Linked DNA regions of Mus musculus: all the other regions are linked to region 2. A link is a loop called in an ENCODE intact Hi-C map of the cell type or tissue named here. Cell type or tissue: heart. All regions are shown on one strand. Region 1 overlaps Usp25 (ubiquitin specific peptidase 25). Region 2 holds the start of Usp25 (ubiquitin specific peptidase 25). Region 3 holds the start of Btg3 (BTG anti-proliferation factor 3). Region 4 holds the start of Hspa13 (heat shock protein 70 family, member 13).

The links. Hi-C counts contacts between places; a loop is a spot of excess contacts. Peaks named below come from ENCODE experiments on the same cell type or tissue, not always from the same donor. Only the 100,000 strongest peaks of a DNase experiment are listed, where the experiment ranks them.
Region 1: it touches region 2 in a loop (2.0-fold over the local background); 6 of 42 quality-filtered maps call a loop at or near these places.
Region 3: a loop joins it to region 2, with 2.8 times the contacts of the local background. A loop is called at or near these places in 3 of 42 quality-filtered maps.
Region 4: it touches region 2 in a loop (6-fold over the local background); 6 of 42 quality-filtered maps call a loop at or near these places.

Annotation. Positions count from the first base shown.
Region 1 is chr16:77,057,813-77,062,812 of GRCm38, forward strand. Usp25 (ubiquitin specific peptidase 25) reads left to right here. Exons shown (of 24, transcript NM_013918.2): 7 at 1,351-1,488; 8 at 4,584-4,660. Among named protein-coding and RNA genes, the nearest start is that of Usp25, 46 kb to the left of the region's middle. In heart, no CTCF peak of the experiment used is centred here; a DNase peak (open chromatin) is centred at 2,569.
Region 2 is chr16:77,011,606-77,016,605 of GRCm38, forward strand. It overlaps Usp25 (ubiquitin specific peptidase 25), which reads left to right and starts at 2,464. Exons shown (of 24, transcript NM_013918.2): 1 at 2,464-2,535. The coding sequence starts at 2,491. In heart, CTCF peaks have their summits at 1,982 (motif pointing right) and 2,211; a DNase peak (open chromatin) is centred at 1,976; H3K4me3 peaks cover 2,983 bases; H3K27ac peaks cover 1,840 bases.
Region 3 is chr16:78,374,043-78,379,042 of GRCm38, forward strand. Btg3 (BTG anti-proliferation factor 3) reads right to left here and starts at 2,768. Exons shown (of 5, transcript NM_009770.3): 1 at 2,559-2,768. In heart, no CTCF peak of the experiment used is centred here; DNase peaks (open chromatin) are centred at 1,919, 2,069 and 2,849; H3K4me3 peaks cover 2,525 bases; H3K27ac peaks cover 2,329 bases.
Region 4 is chr16:75,763,872-75,768,871 of GRCm38, forward strand. It overlaps Hspa13 (heat shock protein 70 family, member 13), which reads right to left and starts at 2,947. Exons shown (of 5, transcript NM_030201.3): 1 at 2,864-2,947; 2 at 1,073-1,413. The coding sequence starts at 2,888. In heart, CTCF peaks have their summits at 2,963 and 3,162; a DNase peak (open chromatin) is centred at 3,040; H3K4me3 peaks cover 2,266 bases; H3K27ac peaks cover 1,923 bases.

The sequences.
Region 1 (5,000 bases), 46 kb after region 2:
ACGAACATACTATATTTAAGTACGTGTTATTTGCAGTTCTTTATAGGTCAGAAATGGTATTTCAGCATTAGTGATTAGCACTATGTGAGAATGCTTCAGTGGTGTGTATAGTTTGGAGATTAAGTAAATCTTTGAATTTCTACTTGTTTCTCAGGACTCCCCTCGTAGTGCATTGAGAGAACAATGGTTTCTATGTAGGTTTTATTACTCTGACTGTCAGTTATATAAAATTATCTATGTTGATATTGTTAAAGAAATACCAATTATGCAAACTAAAAACCTTCCCATATTTAATAGTATTTTAAGATTTATCCTAAACTTACTGTTATAAAAACTATTATTATGAGAGCTGAATTTCTGCCCTGAAGCATTAATAAAATCATTTCAAGAATGGTTTCCTTTTTTTTGTTTTGCTTTAAAATAAATACTGACTAAAAGCTTTTTGTCCCAGAAGGTTTGATGTAACCAACCAGTTAGAGTTGGGAACCTGCTTTGTGTGGAAAAAAAAAAAAAAAAGAAAAGGAAAGAAAAGATATATTGAAATCATCGAGAAGTGTGTAATCATAATGAGAATAAAATTAAGATTTCAAGTTCGGGTTTGATCTGGCTAATGCTTTTGCTAACATTATACGTGCTAAACATTTAAATTGAAAAAAAATGCAGTAATTAAAATACATTTACTCTAAATCTTATAATTTCCAAAATAAATCTATAAAATAATTTTATTAATAAATCTAAAATAGTATATATAAATAGGTATTCGTATTTATTAGGACATTACATAAGGACTAGACAGAGCCTTAACACTAGTTCAGTGATCAGGGTCATTGTATGACTAGTGGAGGTTGGTCGTCCTTTTTAGAGCACTAGTTCCATGCAATGTGTTTGGAGGCTCTGCTGCCTGGCGAGTCTGGAGCGCTCCAGCATGAGCAGGGTCCTTTGTTTCAGTGGGATTCCTGGAGCCCAGAGCTCAGGGCTCAGATGGTGCCTGGTGTGCTGAGCTCTCTCTGAACACTGACACACTCTTCTTGTCCCCTTGTCAGAAGCAGCTGCACCCTGATGAATGGAAGAGTCTAAAGAGCAGACCTAAATGAGGTGGATATTCTTGGCTGCGTAGTGACATAATTCGCTATGAATATGTGACATTTATGCAGAAATTGTGAGGCTAGCTTGAGGTCCTCTGTCATAGCTCTTTGAGGTTTGTCGCTGATAGTTTTTTTTTAATGAGACAGAGGGCCTAATAGGTGCCCTTTAACTTCCCGCCTCCTGTTGAAGTATTGGTTGATGAGTGGAGAGTTTGCTGTTTTTATTGGGTTGCTTTTCATTTCTTCTTTTTTCTTCCTTCTGCAGGAACATCGGAATTTGCCTTTTATGCGGGAACTGAGGTATCTGTTTGCACTTCTTGTTGGTACCAAGAGGAAGTATGTTGATCCGTCCAGAGCAGTTGAGATTCTGAAGGATGCCTTCAAATCCAATGACTCACAGCAGGTAGCTTCCTGGCTCTTCCTGTTTTCACGTAACCTTATAAATCTTCGTCCTCTTTTCCAAGGGTGTCGGCTGAGTTAGGATGGCATTACTAAACTTTAACTTGAAGCCATTGAATCATTGTTTTATTATTGGGGGAAAAATCTAAATTAAGCAAAGAGTGAACAAATTGGAGGTAATAAGATAAGTGTATGGGAGCCGGGCAGTGGTGGTGCACGCCTTTAATCCTAGCACCTGGGAGGCAGAGGCAGGCAGATTTCTGAGTTCGAGGCCAGCCTGGTTCAGAGTGAAGTTCCAGAACAGCCAGGACTACACAGAGAAACCTTGTCTCGAAAAAATAAATAAATAAATAAATAAATAAATAAATAAGTGCATGGGTAATTTGTAGAATGATGGGAGTTGATGAGGAAAACTAATGAACAAAATTAAGAATATTCATATAATTAAAAATTAGTTAAAATTTTATGTGACGGGAGTTTGTGTTGCATGTGTTCTGTGTGTCTGGAGGCTAGAGGTGCACTGGGTCTCCTGGATCCTTACAGATGGTTCAGAGCCACTGTGTAAGTGTTGGGAATCGAATCTGGGTCCTCTGCAAGAGTAGAGAGTACTCAACTTCTGAGTCATCTCTCCAGTTCCATAAGTAGCAAGTTAAACAAACTTGTAATAATCTAGATGTAATAATCTACAATTATATATGATTTTCTTGACCCTGATTTAGCTAATAGAGAGTAGTTTTCTTTAATTACCTATAAAAGATTTTTCTTTGAAAATACTGCTTTATTTTTCTTGTTTTTAATGGTAATATCATAGTCCCTTTTTATTAACATTTGGTATAAACAATGTTTGAGATTTTTTTCTTCTAAAATACAATCAGTATAAACTAGCATTGCTAATTGAAGAGTCTCAGAGACCAAGAACACAAGTAGGAGCACACATCGTTGTAGAAAAGAATAAATATTGAAAAAGATGATAGCACTCAAGTGCTCCAATGAGTACCGCGTTCTGCCTGGAAGTAGTGAGGCTCCTCTGTGCCTGGGGGTAGTGAGGTCCCGCCCTGCCTGGGGGTAGTGAGGCTCCGCCCTGCCTGAGGGTAGTGAGGCCCCGCCCTGCCTGGGGGTAGTGAGGCTCCGCCCTGCCTGGGGGTAGTGAGGCTTTGCCCTGCCTGGGGGGGAGGGGGGGGGAGAGTAGTGAGCTTTGTTACTTGGGTTCATGAAATGGAAGTTTAGAGCAGGATTCATGAAAAATAATGTGTTTATTACCGTTTTCTTTTTTGTTTTTAAATTTTTACCTTGTATATAAAATATATGCGGACACAGAACATTTTCAATTGTGCTGTTTCCTCTTAAAAATTTTCTCCAAACAGCCAAGTGCTCTAAGTATTTTCCAAACCCTTTGGTAGGAACAAACTTATTTCTTCTTACTACAGCAATACTAACACAAGCTAAAATAATTAGAATAGTATTCCCCGATTCCCAAACTGCCAGTTTTAGAACAGTACTTCTGCTTCCAGATGTCTTGTCTTCATTTACCCATTTCTAACTTATTTCTCTAGCCTTCTCTTTGGGAATGGATGGCAGTCCTTTCTAGTTGCTGCTCTGTGTACAAATTAATTTTGCCCAAGCTCACTACCGTTCTTTGCCAGGTTTTCTTCTATATGCTTTCGAAATTTACTTTTTTTCTGCTTTCTACAGAAGCCTCCCATCTTTTTGTCGGTTACCACTTAAAGGTGGAACAGAGGTGGAGCTCTTTCTGGATAGGCAAAGTCCTCAAGAAGATGGCTTGGGCTTTGCTGCTCTGTGCTTGTAAATGCTATAGTGTGTGTGAATGCCTTTCCTTTGGGTGTATAGAATAGTTGTATGGTTGTTGCTTTTTTTTTTTCCCTAGAGGTCTTTAAAAGTAGATGCTTACCAGTTACTTTGGTATAGGTGTGATTTTCTGACATTCACATTAGTGAGTGGATAAAATATGTACTTATATTATTAATATTATGATTAGTTTTTAATTACCTTGGACTTGTTTTACATTCTCCCAGAATATGACATGTCTGGAATGGTGACCCAGTCTTAAGGGCGTGTCTTTGATGAGTGGGTTTCTGTGAATTGTACCCATTGTCCCTTCTCTGCAGCTGACAATGCTTTATGACAGCGAAGACCTCACTTGTTTATCAGAAGGAACTTTGCTAAACCTTTGTAACTGTTACTGTAATTGTAAATTTTAGATTGATTACATAAAAGTACAGGGAATAATTCTTTGCAAGACTCACAATAAATAGAAAATGGTGGTTCTTTTTAGCTACAATCTTCAAGATTAAAATTGTTTAAAAAGGTGAACATTTACAAATCAATTTAAATCTCTAGGCTCAGGAACAATGGGAAATGATTTGCAGACCCAGAGGTCATGGGCTTGGAGTTAAAATGCTTACCAGAGCCGTGCTCTCAGACACAGTGTCCTCCCTGCCTCTGGTCCTGTTCTGGTATTCTTGGCCCAAAAAGGCTAGTTTTGATCTCTGTCTATACTCAAGTGTGTCCTTGTTTCTCTTGTTCTGTGCCCCACATAGATGGCCATCCTTGGATTGGGGGTCACTTAAATCTGAGCTTAAGTCACCATGAGGTGAATTTTGCAAAGCCCCATAATCAGTTAAAGTCACTTTTTGAGGTTCTAAGTGAGTAAAATGTTCTTTTGCTGCCATTTTTCTCAAGGAGATACAACTAGATTTTTGTCCTGACATTAGTCTTGTTTGACTATATAACACTAGAGTGTTAAGAGCAACACTTCCTAGACCTTAAGAGCAACACTTCCTAGACCTTAAGAGCAACACTTAGTAGGTGAAAGAAAGTGTTCATTTCATTGATTCATGTCAGAGTATATAACTAATTATTTTTATAAACTCATTTGTTACATTTGAGTGTGTGTATTTCCTAAAACAGAACCTTGTGGTTATAATACTGTGTCCTGGTTAAATTATGGAAATGCATTGCATTTTATGAGACAGCCACATGACTTTCCTGAGGCGTGACTACCTGGAAGTGTTCATTTACAGCCTCTAGGATCTTTGCTAGTAGGATCAAGTACCAATCAACCTTTTTTTCTTTCCACAGCAAGATGTGAGTGAGTTTACACACAAGTTATTGGACTGGTTGGAAGATGCCTTCCAAATGAAAGCTGAAGAGGAAACGTAAGTCACTGATGTTTACGGATGGTGAAGTGAGTAAGCGACAGTCGTTTTCTTCTCTTGGTACGGTACAAATGTGCAACCGAGAGAGACTTTTGGGAGTCCCAGTATTATCTGTATTATTAAAAGGCTGTTTAGAAGCCGCGGTAACAAGTTTCAGGTGGCTGTCAGTTTCTACTGTCAGGCTTGATGTAAGATTTAAAACTCAACTCCCGAAAGTACTAATCTTGCAGCCTTGTGTTTTTCCTGCATTCGGGATTTCTTGAGGGAGAAGGGGTTAGTTGGGCATAAATTTAAAAATATTTTACTTCATATTAAGTCCTTTCTGTGACCCCGAGGACAG
Region 2 (5,000 bases):
CCTGTCACCGTGGACCTTAAGTCAGTATGCCCTGAGAAATCCTCAGATTATATCATGAGTAAACACTTGATTTGTATTTCATATAATTTTTCACCGAATATCAATCATGTAATGTAGTAGGGTACGAGTTCATATGCAATATTCTGTGACTCTACAGTTCCAGCTACCAGGTCTTTCAAAGCCTCTAAATACACGACAAAGGTCTAAATACATGAGCAGCAAAGCTGACAGATACGCAAATTCTCAAAAACGGGCTTTTGTACTAATTTATGTTAATTCACAAATTTCTGCTCTCCAATTATTCCAATTACAATCTTTTTAAAAAAGAAACACATATAAGTTAACCTACAAATAAGTTATCTCAAAATCATATACTTGGACAATTGACAGTGTGCCAAAAATCATTGAATGAGTAAGAAATCTTCAGAAATGAGCTGGAAATTAAATCTCTAGGTGGGCTATTAAACTTTTATCTACTAGGTAGGTACTAAAGATTTTAAAACTAAGACTAAATAATGAAACTCTGGGGAATTATTGTACTACCAAATTCCTGAAGTTAAAGTTGAATATCTGGCAATAGATTTAAAAAAAAACCATTGTAATAGTTTTTTCACATTAATTTTTAACTTTTTAAAAGCAGTGGTCCTGAAGATCAAATGTGTAGCTATGTGCTTCCATGCTTACTACTAGTGAGCAGTATCTCAAATCTCAGGTAATTTTTGTACTTTTGAATGGAAGAAAATGACCTTGTAAAACTCTCTCCCCTGTGGAGAATCACAAAGCTACTCTGTGAATGAGAAGTTACAGCGCTGAGGTCTCTAACTGTGGAAACGTAGCTCTGAGGTCCATTCTCAGACACGTGCTCTCCGGGTCTGTGTTCTCATAAACAGCATGTGCTCTGGAATTCTTGCAGTATCCATAAAATTCCTCACCTCCAATCATTTCACAACCTTTGTAGTCAAGGATTTAGGACCATGAATGAAGTCAAAATTTAAAATTTGTCAAACGAACATGACAAATACAAGGAAGGAATCACAAAAGAGGGTTGAAGACATCCCAAAGGAAGATTAGATGTGGTTATAAAGTACAAAGAGTTATTACAAGACTTTTTCCGAGTTATTATGATGATATAAGACCTGGTATTTCTTGGATTCTTTACCAAGCCTGCTTTTCTTGCCGTGGATTAAATTACAGTCTAACTTGTATGTGCACTGTATTATTGTATTTGTAACCCTGTGCTCATTAATCTACCCTCCCCTGGGTCTCGGTCTTACTCTGTCCCTAGTTTAGCTGGTGCAATTGAAGATATTTTACTTCCAGGTTTCTTACTTACTGTTAGGCTTTTCCTCCAATTCCGTTTACAGTAGACTATTCCACATACGGTAGTTAATCGTTTGTTTAATTTGGCAACAGGGATATTAGAATTATGCATCATCTAGGCAGTGATTCTTTCATAATGTTGTTTGCCTTATGTCTATTCATTTAGATTCTCTTCAGTAAATAAACCTTAAATCCCCAGTCTAGCAGTGACTGTCACACATTCCAGTGCATGAAATAAACACAGAATGTCAGTCCTGATGTATGTAACGAATAGTTGAGAAAAGTACAGTCCAGAAGGACTTCTAACAGCGTTCTGCTTATTTGACTTTTTTCTTCCAGCAGGTTCATGGCTTGTGAAATTCCTAGAAAGGCTTGGGTGACATAGGAAATAGCTGGAGTTCTGGGCCCGCCCAGGTTTTGGGACATTACAGGTATGGAAGGACGTTGATTGTTTTGGAGACCGTTAGACAGGAAGGTGATCTGGTATACCGTCCTATGGCTCTAGCCTCGACTGGGGGTCGGGGGGTCGCAATGTCAGAGTTTAGCAAGAGCCTTAAATGGTGCACAGTAACCTGCAGGATGGGCGGTTCTGGCCGTCCAGCCCGCGCGCTGAGAGGAGCTTAGACGGAGGGCGGGGCCCACCAGGGGGCGGGGCAGCAACACAGCCCCTCCTTCCGCTCCCGCGGGTCACAATGTAGGGTTAGGACGGGTGGGGCGGGGCAGAGCGGGGGCGGGGCAGGAGGGCGGGGCGGGGGCGGTGACCGCGGCGAGGGAGGGGCTGGAGGCGGAGTCGCGGCGGCCGGAGGACAGCGCCATTCCGGGTGGCCGCTCCCTCCGTCCGCTTGCCGCCGGCCCGCAGTGGTCCCCCCGGAGCGGTCAGGCGAAGCTGAGTGCGAACGCGTGACGCGGCCCGGCTTGATCGTGCTCTCCGTCGCCTGCGCCCATGGGCCGGGCCGCCGCGGCTCAGCGGCGCTGAGGATCGGGGCGCAGAGGACCTGAGGCGGCCGCGGTGGCGCTCTCCGGTAGCGTCTCGCCGCTTGCCCGCGGGGCCCGCGTTCGCCCGCCGCCATCGCCTTCGCGCCCGGCTGGCGGGGGCGCCGTCCTCCCGGGCCGTCCGCGTCGCTGCCCCGGGCCCGGTAGAGCGCGACAGGCGGGGCCGCCGCGGGGGCCATGACCGTGGAGCAGAATGTGCTGCAGCAGAGCGCGGCGCAGAAGGTGAGGCGCGGGCTGGTCGCCGCTCCTCGACGGGCCGCGTGGCCTCCCGGCCGGCCGGGCCACTCCGGGAGCGTCGCGCTCGGTCCCGCGGGGCTGCGTGCGGAGCGGGGTGTGCAGTAGTGAGAGGCTTCGCGTCCACTCCCTTCTGCGGATTGCTCTCCCAGAACCGACGGCGCCGCGTCCCCAGAGTGACCCCCGCATTCCTCCAGTACTCACTCTGCCAGGCTTTGTAATTAAACTTTCTTCTCCTTCGCTTCCTTTTCCAGTCCCTTTTCTTCTGCAAGAATGTCACTTGTCACCCCTTTTGGACAGTTTCTCTTTCGGAGGTCTTATTGTGCCAGGCCTGCTGTTCTGGGGAAAAAAAAACCGGACCTCCCCAAAACGAATTACCTGTCTTCCAGGGCAGGTACATCGCATCGACCCAGGGTGGAATCTGTACAAGTAGAGTGTTTGGTTGGTTATTCTTTCTTTTCTTTATTTTATTCTCTCTTGGATCTAGAAAGTATCTCGCGCGTAAGGAGACCTTTATGGCTGTTACTCAAATCTTTTGTCCCCTAAGTTTGACCTTGCTCTCTTGTTCGTTCTTTACTCTAGCATCAGTTTCACGCAGAGTTAGGGGGGTCATCACATATTGTTTCTCGAACAGTATCTTGCTAGTTCTAGGTTTTACTTTAAGAATCTTTAAAAGCTCCAGCATAGCTTGCTCCATGTCCTGAAGAGCAGACGGTCATTACTTGTTCTGCCCTCCCCCCTCCCCCCTTATTGGTGTGAAAAGCATTTTGAGCACCGGGGAAATGTTGGCTTAGTTGAATTCTAATTGTAGGAGCAATTAGGTATACAGTGAACAGCCAGAGCCTCCTTTGGCTCATCGGTGTGAGTAATGGATGCCACACCCTGCTGTAGTTTTGACACTAGGTACTTGCTGTAAAGCCTACCTGTGCTTGTCTTTAAAGTGAGGCCTGTTGTACTAAAAAATAGACCAATACCTTCAAACAGCCCCCCCCCCCCGTTTTTTTCTTTTTGTCATTAAAATAGTTTTAGCATTTTATGTTCCTTGAGATAACCAAAGATGTCAGAGAATGTTGGAAAGTAGGGATAGTGCATTGTTATTTTAGACACTTTGGTTAAAGTTGGTTTTGGAGCCTATTTTAGTCTATGCTTCTTGCACATTGAGACGATTATGGTGAACTGTGATGTAGTTTGTAATGTGGCAGAAGAATTCAAGACTGAATAACAATAACGAAGAAAACAGTTGGCCTCCCAATTCTGTATGTTGTTCCTAGAACACTATAATCTTTAGATGTTGATGTTGAATGTGTGCTGTAGTTTTGGTTGGAAGGTCATGGGATCTTTGGCATGTTAAGCAATAGGCTCAGTAGCATTTTCTTTATACTCATTTTGCATTTTAAAACGTCTTTATCTCAAAGTGGGAAAAGTTGCTGTCTTTTTTGCTTCTCTTAAACTTCAAGATTGCAAGGACTTTATGGGTTTTGTCTTTCGTTTTGACTAAACCACTTCTTTGCATAGTCAGATAACTACCTTGATGGCTCAGAACTGTATACATAAGTCTGTAGAATCAAGAATCAAATTACTGAAAGTTAACTTTGTTTTCTAGTCCAATATTCATGCTTAATAAGCCTCCTCTCCCCTAAGAGAATATTCTCTAATTCAAAATATTAACATTGTGATGCTGTTTTTAGCATGTGTTGAGTATGTTAAATCATTTCACTGATAATTGGTGAATGCTTTTAGAGCAACATCATATATTTTTGTACACCCAGAATATTTACTTTTAATGGTGTTGGGGACTGAACCTAGGGCCTCATCATGCTAGCCAAGAACTCTACCAACTGAACTACATTTGTAGTTTTTTAAATGTGTTCCTTTGCCTTGTTAATACACTGTTATTTTGTGACCAGTATTAGAACAGGGCCAAACAGTATGGTTTTAAATTCTTTTGAAACAATGTAACTCAAAGTTGAAGTTTTAAAATGACGCTAGAAACTAGGGCTAGGACTTTGCCTTAAGAAGTAGGAAGTGAACTCTATACTTAAGAAACAAAAGTGAAACTAATTTCACTTAGAAGCTTCAAAGACTGTCAGGGAAAGGAAGGGCTATCAGGAGCAGGCTGCTGTGTAGATAGAATTTTTGCAGTTTTCTTTTCTTTTCTTTTTTTTTTCTCCTCTCTAAAAAGTGTGCAGATCTGTTGACAAATTTTAAGTAAATGGCCATTATAGTTGTTGAAATGATTTTCTGTTTTCAAGATTTTTCTTCCTTTTTATTGTAAAGAGCTGTAAGATTAGTATCTTTTTAAAGCAACAGTACACAAAACTTTGTGTTTCTTTTCTTTCTTTTTTCTTTTTTCTTTTCTTTTCTTTTCTTTTTTTTTAAATCTAAGTAAGGTGCAACAATGTAATTCGAAGGGGCAGTGTCTTCCCTTCCTGTAGTCTCTGCTTAATTCCTGA
Region 3 (5,000 bases), 1.4 Mb after region 2:
TTTTGGAGTCGTCCCCCCCCCCAAAAAAAAGGTTAAACAGCAATGACATTTCCAGTAATTCTATCAGCTATGAGCCCAGGAATTCTAAAATATATGTTCAAGAAAGAAAGAAAGAGGGAGGGAGGGAAGGAGGGAAGGAGGGAAGGAGGGAAGGAGGGAAGGAAGGAAGGAAGGAAGGAAGGAAGGAAGGAAGGAAGGTAGGTCCTTGTCAACATTATTCATGACAAAGTAGAAATACTCCAAATATCCCCCAAATGCTGACTGGACACATAAAGTATGGCTTACACGTACAACAGAACTGGTAATTACAATAAACGAAGCACTAACACGTGCTATAACACAGCAAGCAGAGGTAACAAACAATACCACACTAAAATTTCCGCCATATATACAACTGTCCAGAGCAGGGGAGTCTATACAGGCAGAAAATAGACTGGGTGGCCTACAGGCAGGAGGAGCAGAGGAGCAGGAGACAAGAGTCTAGGGAGTCCAAGGTTCTTTTTCTGCTGAGATAAAACTATTACTCTTGAATAAAATTGTTACACATTGAAAGTTTTTCAGCATTGAAGCTTTTTATACATATTCTTTCAGGTATAGGTATATTTTCCTAAAGAGCTAAAACAAGAAATAGTGAGCATTAAAGTGCATTAAGCAGAGCATCAATTCAGGATCACTCACAGAAAAATTAAATGAAATAATCAGTTACATTCTGGAGCTGCATCAAAGGACTCTTAAAAATAGAAAATCTGATTGATCATTGATTAATCCAGAAAGGCTGATCAGGCGTTCTTTTGAATATGTGTGTGTGTGTATATATGTATGCTTTGAGATGAGCTCATTCACTTGGCTGAATGGAACTTGGAGATATTCTGATCCAACATTTACTAAGTAACGTCATCTTTCTGGGCGCCAATGTCGGGCCCTAATGTATTGACTATACAGTGAACTAGCTTAACAACAGTCTGGCAGTCTGGTCTTATAAATTAAAAAAAAAAAAAAAAAGATGAAAGAGAAAAAAGAAACACCGGTTTTTAAAGATTTACTAAAACTGCTCTCTTAAGTTTCTTGTCTAATGTGATTTTTACTCTGCGTGCAAATGCAAACGAGGGTCCTCAGAGTGAAGGAAATTCTATATAGTATCTGAGATTTGTCCTGGCAGCCCTACTCACTCGGATCCTAGACGGAAAACACCCAAACGTTCCTCTTGGATGCTTAGAATGCCTAATACACCCTCTACTGCTATGGTCAGCCGGTAGATAGAATCCTCACACACCAGTGGTGGGCACATAGAACTTCAGTCTACTACAACTGCTGTGCCACCTCCCTCCTCCTGCAGTGTGAGGCCTCTTCCGCTCTCCGAAGCTTCCTTTATACTTCATGTATAGCACCTTGTGATGGACCAGCAAAACCCACTGAAACTGAATACACAACTTGGGCGAGGATGTCGCAGATGGAGCCGCATACGCTCCACTCCAAACAAGATAGAAGACTCACACTAGAGAAATGTAATGATTCCTAGACCCCTCTCATTCACCAACTGGGCCAGTACGTGCTACCTAACAGTTTGGGGGATTTGCTTTTTGTTTCCTCAACTTCATATTAAAAAAAATAAATAAATAAAATAAAATTAAGGAAGGAAAGAACCACTTAGCGGTTGCTTTTTGGTTTGTAACAGAAGATGAGTCATACGGACTTATTTATTTTTCTGTTTGAAGGAATGGAATAGCTTAAGAATTAACCCCCTCTTATCAGTGTTCCAGAAGTACCAAAGGCACAGAGAAAGGTCTAAACCTCGGGGGAGGGTGTGTGGGGGGTGTGAATACCACCGGGGACCGGGGGTGGGGGATTAGACCTTAGGCGCCTAGTGCCACCCACACTGTCCCCCAAAGCTCCCATTTTAAACACCGCTTGGTGACGTCACCCCAGGACGTCGTCACCGCGGCGGCTGCTCCTCAAGTTCTACTTTGTTCCACGAGCTCGGCCTTCTAGGAGTTTCTAACTTTGCAGTCTCCCCACCCCCCACCCCCCCCAACCCCTCCCCAGTAACGAAAAAGCCACTCGCAGTTTCTAGAAACCACAACTTCTCCAGGTGGACGCTGCCGAGGTGGAGGGGACGGCAAGCGTGGTCGCGCCGAGAGGCCCTGACCGCCCCGGGCGGCTTTGGCCAGCGGGATCCAGATGCAGCCGGATCGGGCTCCCCTCCCAGCCCGGCGCGGGTGGAGAGAGCCCCCCACGCGCTCCGAGTGGACGGCCTGCGCGCCGCGTCTAACCTGTGCAAACAAACCGGCTTGCCCCTGCCCGCCCGCTGTCGCCTCCCCGGGGGCGGCAGGCGACGTGGCACGCGCCGGAGGAGGCGTCCCAACCCCACCGAGGACCCGCCGCCGCTCCCCTCCGCGCCGCGCATCCCTCGGCCGCTCCGCTTTCGACGTGGCGGCGGGCGCGTCCCAACCTCCCTCCGCCGCGATGCCCGGGGGTCCCCGCCGCGTCCCCTTATGCCAGGCCTGCCCTCCTCACTGCCACCGCGTCCCCGACTCCGACCCCCGGCGGGCTCTCCTCACCGCCGCCGCCGCCGCTCCGGGGGCTGCACCCTCGCCGGGTGCGACCGCGTCCCGTGGCCGGGGAGCCGAGCGCGAGCGCCGCTGCTGCGTCGTCGGGCCGCCGCCGCCGCCGCTGAGCGCGCGCCGACCAGACTGGCGGGCGGCGGAGCGCGCGGCCGACAGGGCGAACGCAGTCCCGACGCGGCCCACGGGGGGCTCGAGGCCCGGAAGAAGGGAGGGGCGATGACTAGGAGAGGCCCGGCGCCGCGAAGAACCAATCCGCGCGCCCTGGGGGCGGGGCTTCCCTCGGGCCCGCCCCCCTCCACCGGTGCGCGTGGCCGGCTCCTGCCTCCGGCCGCGCGCAGAGCCTGGGCTCCGACGGCCGTGCTGGCACGAGGTCGCAGTGCCTCCTGCGCGAGCCCCGAGGGCCTTGCCTCCCTCAGTGGGGTGGGCAGGACGCTTCCTCTTGGCTCTTCGGCCACTCCTCCCCACGCGGGGCTCTCTCCCTTGGATCCGCCCGCCTCTCTGCTGCCTGAGGGCAAGTTCAATCCGGATTCTGCTTTGATGGGCTCTCCCCCTCCTACCCACCTCTGCACGAAGCGGCTGCGGAGGGGAGCTTGGCACTGAGGGCTTGCCAAGTCCCTCCGGTCGTGAGGTCACTAGCTGCCTCCCTGTACGTGAGATGGCTTGGGTAAAACTCTTACCTGGACACTTGGCTGGCAGAGCTCGTGCCTCCATGTGACCGTGGCAGCCTCCTGTTGAGTACGGGGTGTCTCTGCCAGCACTGATGGCCCAATGGATGAGTGGAGTGGCCAGGCTTTGTATTTCTCAGATACTTCTAACTCAAGGACTTGGGGGGGAGGGGTAGCTTTTAAGCCTTGACTAAACACATAAGAAGAGGGAAGATAAACTTTCCGAAGAAAGGCCCATCTTTCCGTCCCTTAGGCTGAACTGGCAGCTAGGTGTTAGTGTTGTGAAAGCAGCTGATAAGTCAGACAGGCCGGAAAAACACAAGACACTCATTAAAAGAGAATTTAAAAATGCAGATTACCATTGTTTTTTTTTTCATTACTTATTTTCTTCATTTACATTTCCAATGCTACCCCATAAGTCCCCCAAACCCTCCCTCCCCCCACTCCCACTTCTTGGCCCTGGTGTTCCCCTGTACAGAGGCATATAAAGTTTGCAAGACTCTTTCTCTTTCCAGTGATGGCCGACTAGGTCATCTTCTGCTACATATGCAGCTAGAGACCAGCTGAGGGGTGGGGGGTGGGGGGCTCCTGGTTAGTTCATATTGTTCCACCTATAGGGTTGCAGATCCCTTTAGCTCCTTGGGTACTTTCTCTAGCTCCTCCATTGGGAGCCCTGTGATCCATCCAATAGCTGACTGTGAGCCTCCACTTCTGTGTTTGCTAGGCCGGGGCATAGCCTCGCAAGAGACAGCTATATCAGGGTCCTTTCAGCAACATCTTCCTAGTGTATGCAATGGTGTCTGCGTTTGGAGGCTGATTATGGGATGGATCCCCGGGTATGGCAGTCTCTAGATGGTCCATCCTTTCGTCTCAGCTCCAAACTTTGTCTCTGTAACTCCTTCCATGGGTGTTTTGGTCCCAATTCTAAGAAAGAGCAAAGTGTCCACACTTTCGTCTTCGTTCTTCTTGAGTTTCATGTGTTTTGCAAATTGTATCTTGTATCTTGGGTATTCTAAGTTTCTGGGCTAATATCCACTTATCAGTGAGTACATATCATGTGAGTTCTTTTGTGATTGGGTTACCTCACTCAGGATGATGCCCTCCAGGTCCATCCATTTGCCTAGGAATTTCATAAATTCATTCCAAGAACTAATTGTTAAAGCTTTATTTAGACTATGTTGGTGATTATAGCCTTGTGAGCCTCAAAAATAATAATTTTTTACCAGAAGTATAAAACCCTCAAACCATTATAAAACTAGTGTGCTATGCCTCTATTTTGTGAGAAGCACTTCTACTATTGTGAAACTAAAGCTATTTCTCAATTTAAAGGGGGTGCTGTCATATACATCCGTGGGACTATTCCCGGAGATGTGCTTTCGTTTAAAACAAATAATCACATTGACGTTGTTTTACTGCTAACAGCTCTTAACTCTACAGTTTCACAAAATAGGTAGTTACAAACATTTTTAACTGCCAGGAAATTTCAAAATCTCATGACTAATGTTCTATGTAATTTTTTTCTTTGTTTGCTTTTTTTGAGATAGGGTTTCTCTGTGTAGCCCTGGCTGTGCTGGAATTCACTCTGTAGATCAGTCTGGCTTCGAAACTCATTGAGATCTGCCTGCCTCTGCTTCTCAATGCTGGGATTAAAAGCGTGTGCTGCCACCACACTGTGATGGCTCAGTGAATTAAGATGGCTCGCATGCCCAGTTAGGATCCCTGTGATAATAATTAATCATTATTAATCTATGGTTATATATAACACTGTGGT
Region 4 (5,000 bases), 1.2 Mb before region 2:
TACACCCAACGAACACCCAACCATTCAACTGAAGTAGGAGACCCCTATGGAGGAATCAGAGGAAGGGTTGAAGAAGCTGAAGGGGAGGGCGACTCCATAGGAAGACCAGCAGTCTCAACTGACCCGGATCCCTGGGAGCTCCCAGAGACTGAGCTACCAACCAAGACCATACTGGGCTGGACTGAGGGCCCTGGCACATACATAGCAGAAGACTGCCTGGTCTCGCCTCAGTGGGAGAAGATGCACCTAATCCTCCAGAGACTTGAGGCCCCAGGGAAGGGGGAGGCCTGGTGTGGGGTGAGCAAGGGGAAGAGGGAATGGGTTGAGGAACTGTTGGGAGGGGGGACCAGGAAGGGGGTAAGGTCTGGAATGTAAATAAATAAAATAACTATTAAAAAAAAACCCACACATATATATCCAACTCAAAATTCCATAAGGCAGGCAATTTCTAACAGACACAAAGATATATATATATATATGTGTGTGTGTGTGTGTGTGTGTGTGTGTGTATACATATATCTACACATACATATATATACACATACATGCACACATATATATACACACACATATACGCATATATATGTATATGTATATATATATACTGAACTTCAAAAATTAGTGTGACACTAGCAAAGTATAAGAGGTAGTGCTGAGATAGAGTAACTCTGTAATAAAATAGCAGTTCCACAGCCATTAAAGCTAGTGAGGTACATGCACTACATGTGTGTAACATACTGACACACTTCAAATAAGCCAGAAAGCACGACAGCAAGTGTACAAATGTTGTACGCATACAAAATGTACACACATAGAGAATACCTATTCACAGTCCACGGGGCTTCAGCATCCTTCCTAAAATGTCTTGAGAGAACTAACTGGAACTGTGATGATGGCGGGATGAGTGCACAGCAAGGCCCCATATCCTGACCTGGTAGCACCAGGAAGTCACTGAACTGATCCACCCTGCAGCTGCTGTGGGATTTCTCACTGAGAGAATACAATTCCCTGACACATAATTCAAACAGCACCGTTAAATCAAATGGACGCAGAGTGTAGATTAGTTTCCTACCTTAAATGGGTATCTGCCAACTTCAGCCTCCAGCTCCTCCGGGGTGAAGATCTTCCCGATGAACCGTTTGGCATCATAGATTGTGTTTTGAGGATTTGAATCAGCCAGCTCTAGGCTCTCATAGCCCACATACACATCACCGTCCGTGAAGGACACCATGCTGGGGATGCTGATATGCCCGTTTTCATCTGGAATCACCTTCACTTTTCCTGTCCCGGGAAAAAATACACCAACCGAACAGTAGGTGGTACCCAGGTCAATGCCAATCACTTTTGGCGTAGGCAATGGTAAATACTGTTGTGCCAAGTAGCCCGCCAAGAGGAGAGTCAAAACAGCTGAACCTGCAAAAGGTAAAAAGATAAGTTTTTATGAAGCTACCACCATATACTGTACCTATAGCAACATCTTCTTAGTAGCACTTTTAAAACAAAACATAAAATATTTCACTTTATAGGATTATTAGCTACTTCTTTTGGACATCAAGTTTTTAACATTCCATCGGGGTACAATTAAAAACAAAGGAGAAAAAAAAAACCCTCAAAAACCAAAAGCCCTCACAAATGTATTTTTGTATAATCCGTTACATGATAATAAAGGAATAAAATGTAAAGATATTTAAATAACCATTATGCTGTTGTTGAATGAAAATATCACAAATGTGAAACTAAAGCTAAATACAATCCAGTTTTCTTGGATTATTGCTATTTAGATTGATAGCTTCATAAACAGTTTTTACCTGTTATTACTAAAATGAAATGCCATTATGAAATTCCCACAGAGACAGCTTTGGTATGTAAGTCTAACCTGTTTGGTTATCGTCTTTACCCATTCAAAAGGATAAAATACGTAAGTTGGATATGTTGATCTGAAAACTGCTTAGGCACTACTGTTACCTCATAGAGTCCAGAAGAGATTTTGCATATATAAGCATTCATTAAGGATATACTTTTCAAAATAGATATTAGGGAAGAAGTATGCAAGTGCTAACCCTGATAGCAACAATATGTAAACTTCCCGAAGGCAAGTTCTAGTCACCATTGAATAGTACGGCCCATGAAGAGCAGAGGCTCAGCAAATATTTAAGGGAAAAGATCATATAGAAACATCAGGCATATTGTACACAAAAGCGAATAAGAACATCACTTTGAGTTTAGAATTAATATCTGATTTGGTTTCACTAGTCTGCGTAATACACCTGTCCCCACTCAAACCCATAATGTCACTCGGTAGTGCTGTTGGTAATTGCTAGCTCCTTCAAATCAACGCCTGGCACATCATAGCAGACCAAGAACCTATCCACTTGTCTCTTCCCACCTACAGACAAATCTCAAAAGCATCTCAGCGTTTGGCAAGGGAATGTTGATTCCCAATCGGTATGTTCAAAAGAGAATCCATCTAAGAATGCACAGGGACTTGAATCCCTCCCAATTCCGCATCCCGAGTGAAGCCAAGAGTCTTCAATCTCGAGATCCCCTTCTTATTCACAGTGGGTTCTCGCACAGAGAACCGATTTCGGCTACCCATTCAAGACCGAGGTCGTTAGCATTCCTAGGCCCTCGTCTCTCAGACCTGTGGCTGGTGGCACGACCCCAAGAGGCCTCCGGCAAGTCAGACCCCCGACTCCAGACGCCCCGCCCCCACCAGCTCCAAACAGCCTTAGCCCCCTTTTCAGGCTCCCTTCGGCTGCGTGACCTGTGATTCAGAGAGTGAGACAACCAACCCTTGCCCACCCAGACCTCGTCGAACTTCCCCGTCGACTTCCATAGTTGCAGGGACCCCTGAGATACTGACCTAAGATCGTCATCTCTCCGGCCATCAGTCCCGCCGAACAGGCAGAAGGATGACTGTACCGATGGGAGGCACCGCCCCCTAGTCGCCGGCTGTCGCGCAGCCTCCTGGGAAATGTAGTCCGTCGGCTCCGAATTAGCCGGAGGAACTACGATTTCCACCACAGCAATGACTCCATCTACCATGAGGCCGCGGGGCGGATTTTACTCAGGCCAGTGAGGGAAGACTCGGCCTCCCCACGCACGAAGGCCCAACAAACCAGGCTTTGTTGTGGGAGCAGCGTCTGGGAAAGGCCAGAGTTTGTCATTCATCAAACCCAAAACGCTGCGAGCTTACTCGCGGTTAAAAAAAAAAAAAAAAAAAAAAAAAAAAAGTCCCTGTAGCCCCGCCTCACCGCGTTGTATTGTGGGAACTGCAGTTCTGGACTGTCCAGAGCTTGGAAGGCATAAAGAGGATAAAACCAATTAAGATTCCGAGGTGGGTTGCGTTGCCAGGCAGGCGGGGAATTCAAACTTCCGGTTTTTTTGTTTGTTTGTTTTTGTTTTTTGTTTCGTTTTGTTGTTCAGCCTCTTTTTTAAGGTTTATGCGTCTTTGGTCGAAATCAAGATTCTAGATAGACTTCTCCTAAGCCCTCCGAAGTCCCCTTAGCATTCCACAGTGGGGCAGTCCTACCGGAGACCCCACCTCTGGTGTACCTGTTCGTTGCTTTGCAAATATCCTTGCAGTCATTAAATGCAATGCCAGCCCGATGCTGTTGGCAGTAAATTATTTCACGGGCTCGTCAGGAATGAAGTTTGTCCAGGACCGCATGGTTTATCCAAGATATTTTCAAATCTAATATTAACATTCACATATGCTATTACCAACTAATATGGAAAGATACATTCTACTTTTCGTTTTAATTATGTCATAAATGGCCAGAATTGTCTTCCTGGACAGGTCCGTCCTTTCACGTGTTGACTATCCGATCACTTTTCCCCTGGCGCCATAAGACACGTTAGCAAAGCAATTTGAAGAAGACAAGATTTATTTTGGCTCAAAGTTCAATGGTACAGTTCCTCATAGCAAGGAAGTCACGGAGGCAAGACCTTTTAACCAGCTGTCCCCATTGCACCCAGTCAGGAAGCAGAGACAGGAAACGAAGGCATCTCTCTCTCTCTCTCTCTCTCTCTCTCTCTCTCTCTCTAATTCAGCCTTGAACCTGCTGGATGTCGGAATAGCAGTGCTCATAGTTAGGCGAAGTCTTTTCGCCTCAATTAATCAGGTCAGAAACGCCCTCATATACATACCCGGAAGTTTACTTCCATGATGATTCTGAATCCCAGCAAGACGAAAAGATTAACCACAATTATTGAGGGGGAGGATACAGGTGGTTTTTAGTATATAAAACATGATGTTTTCCCCTCACTGTTTAATATTTGATACGACTTAAGGACTCCTGGACGTGACTTTACTGTTGGGAAAGTTCATGAACACTTAAGGTCCTAGAAACTTAAATGTGCTTCTCTGGCTAGGTGCAAATCAATAGTCCTAATTGGCGACAGGTCTACTAGTTGTGGGAAAGAACCTCTACTGGCTTTCCACTTGCGTAAAATCTTGTATCTTTTAAGTTTCTAGCTATCTATGTACTTTATCTATGATAGGTTGGTCTATGTCTATCTGTCTACCTACCTATCTACAGATAGATATTATCACACATACATATATAATGATTTTATATCTGAATTATGGCTAACAGAGACCCATTATAATACACTTTAGTGTTTTTAAATACTTTGTCATGTGAAAAATGAAAAGCATGTGGATATATGACTACTATTCGCCAAAGTTCTTAGGAAGAATGAAGAAAGCATAATTCAAACATCCAACTGATGATTTTGATGGGTAATGATAATTTTAATAAATGTTATCGAACAGTTACTGTGTGCTTAGCACAGTGGTAACCATTGGCATCAATAAAGGATAGAGAGAAGGCAATCAGAAATTTAATTCAACATGCTGTGAGACATAGAAATAATATGATCACTGGGAAGGAGCAAGACTGGAGAAACCTATATAGTTTTACCTTGAAGAGAACTTCCAGTATTTTAGAGCTGTTTTTTTTTTTGTTTTGTTTTTGTTTTTGTTTTTGTTTTTTTAA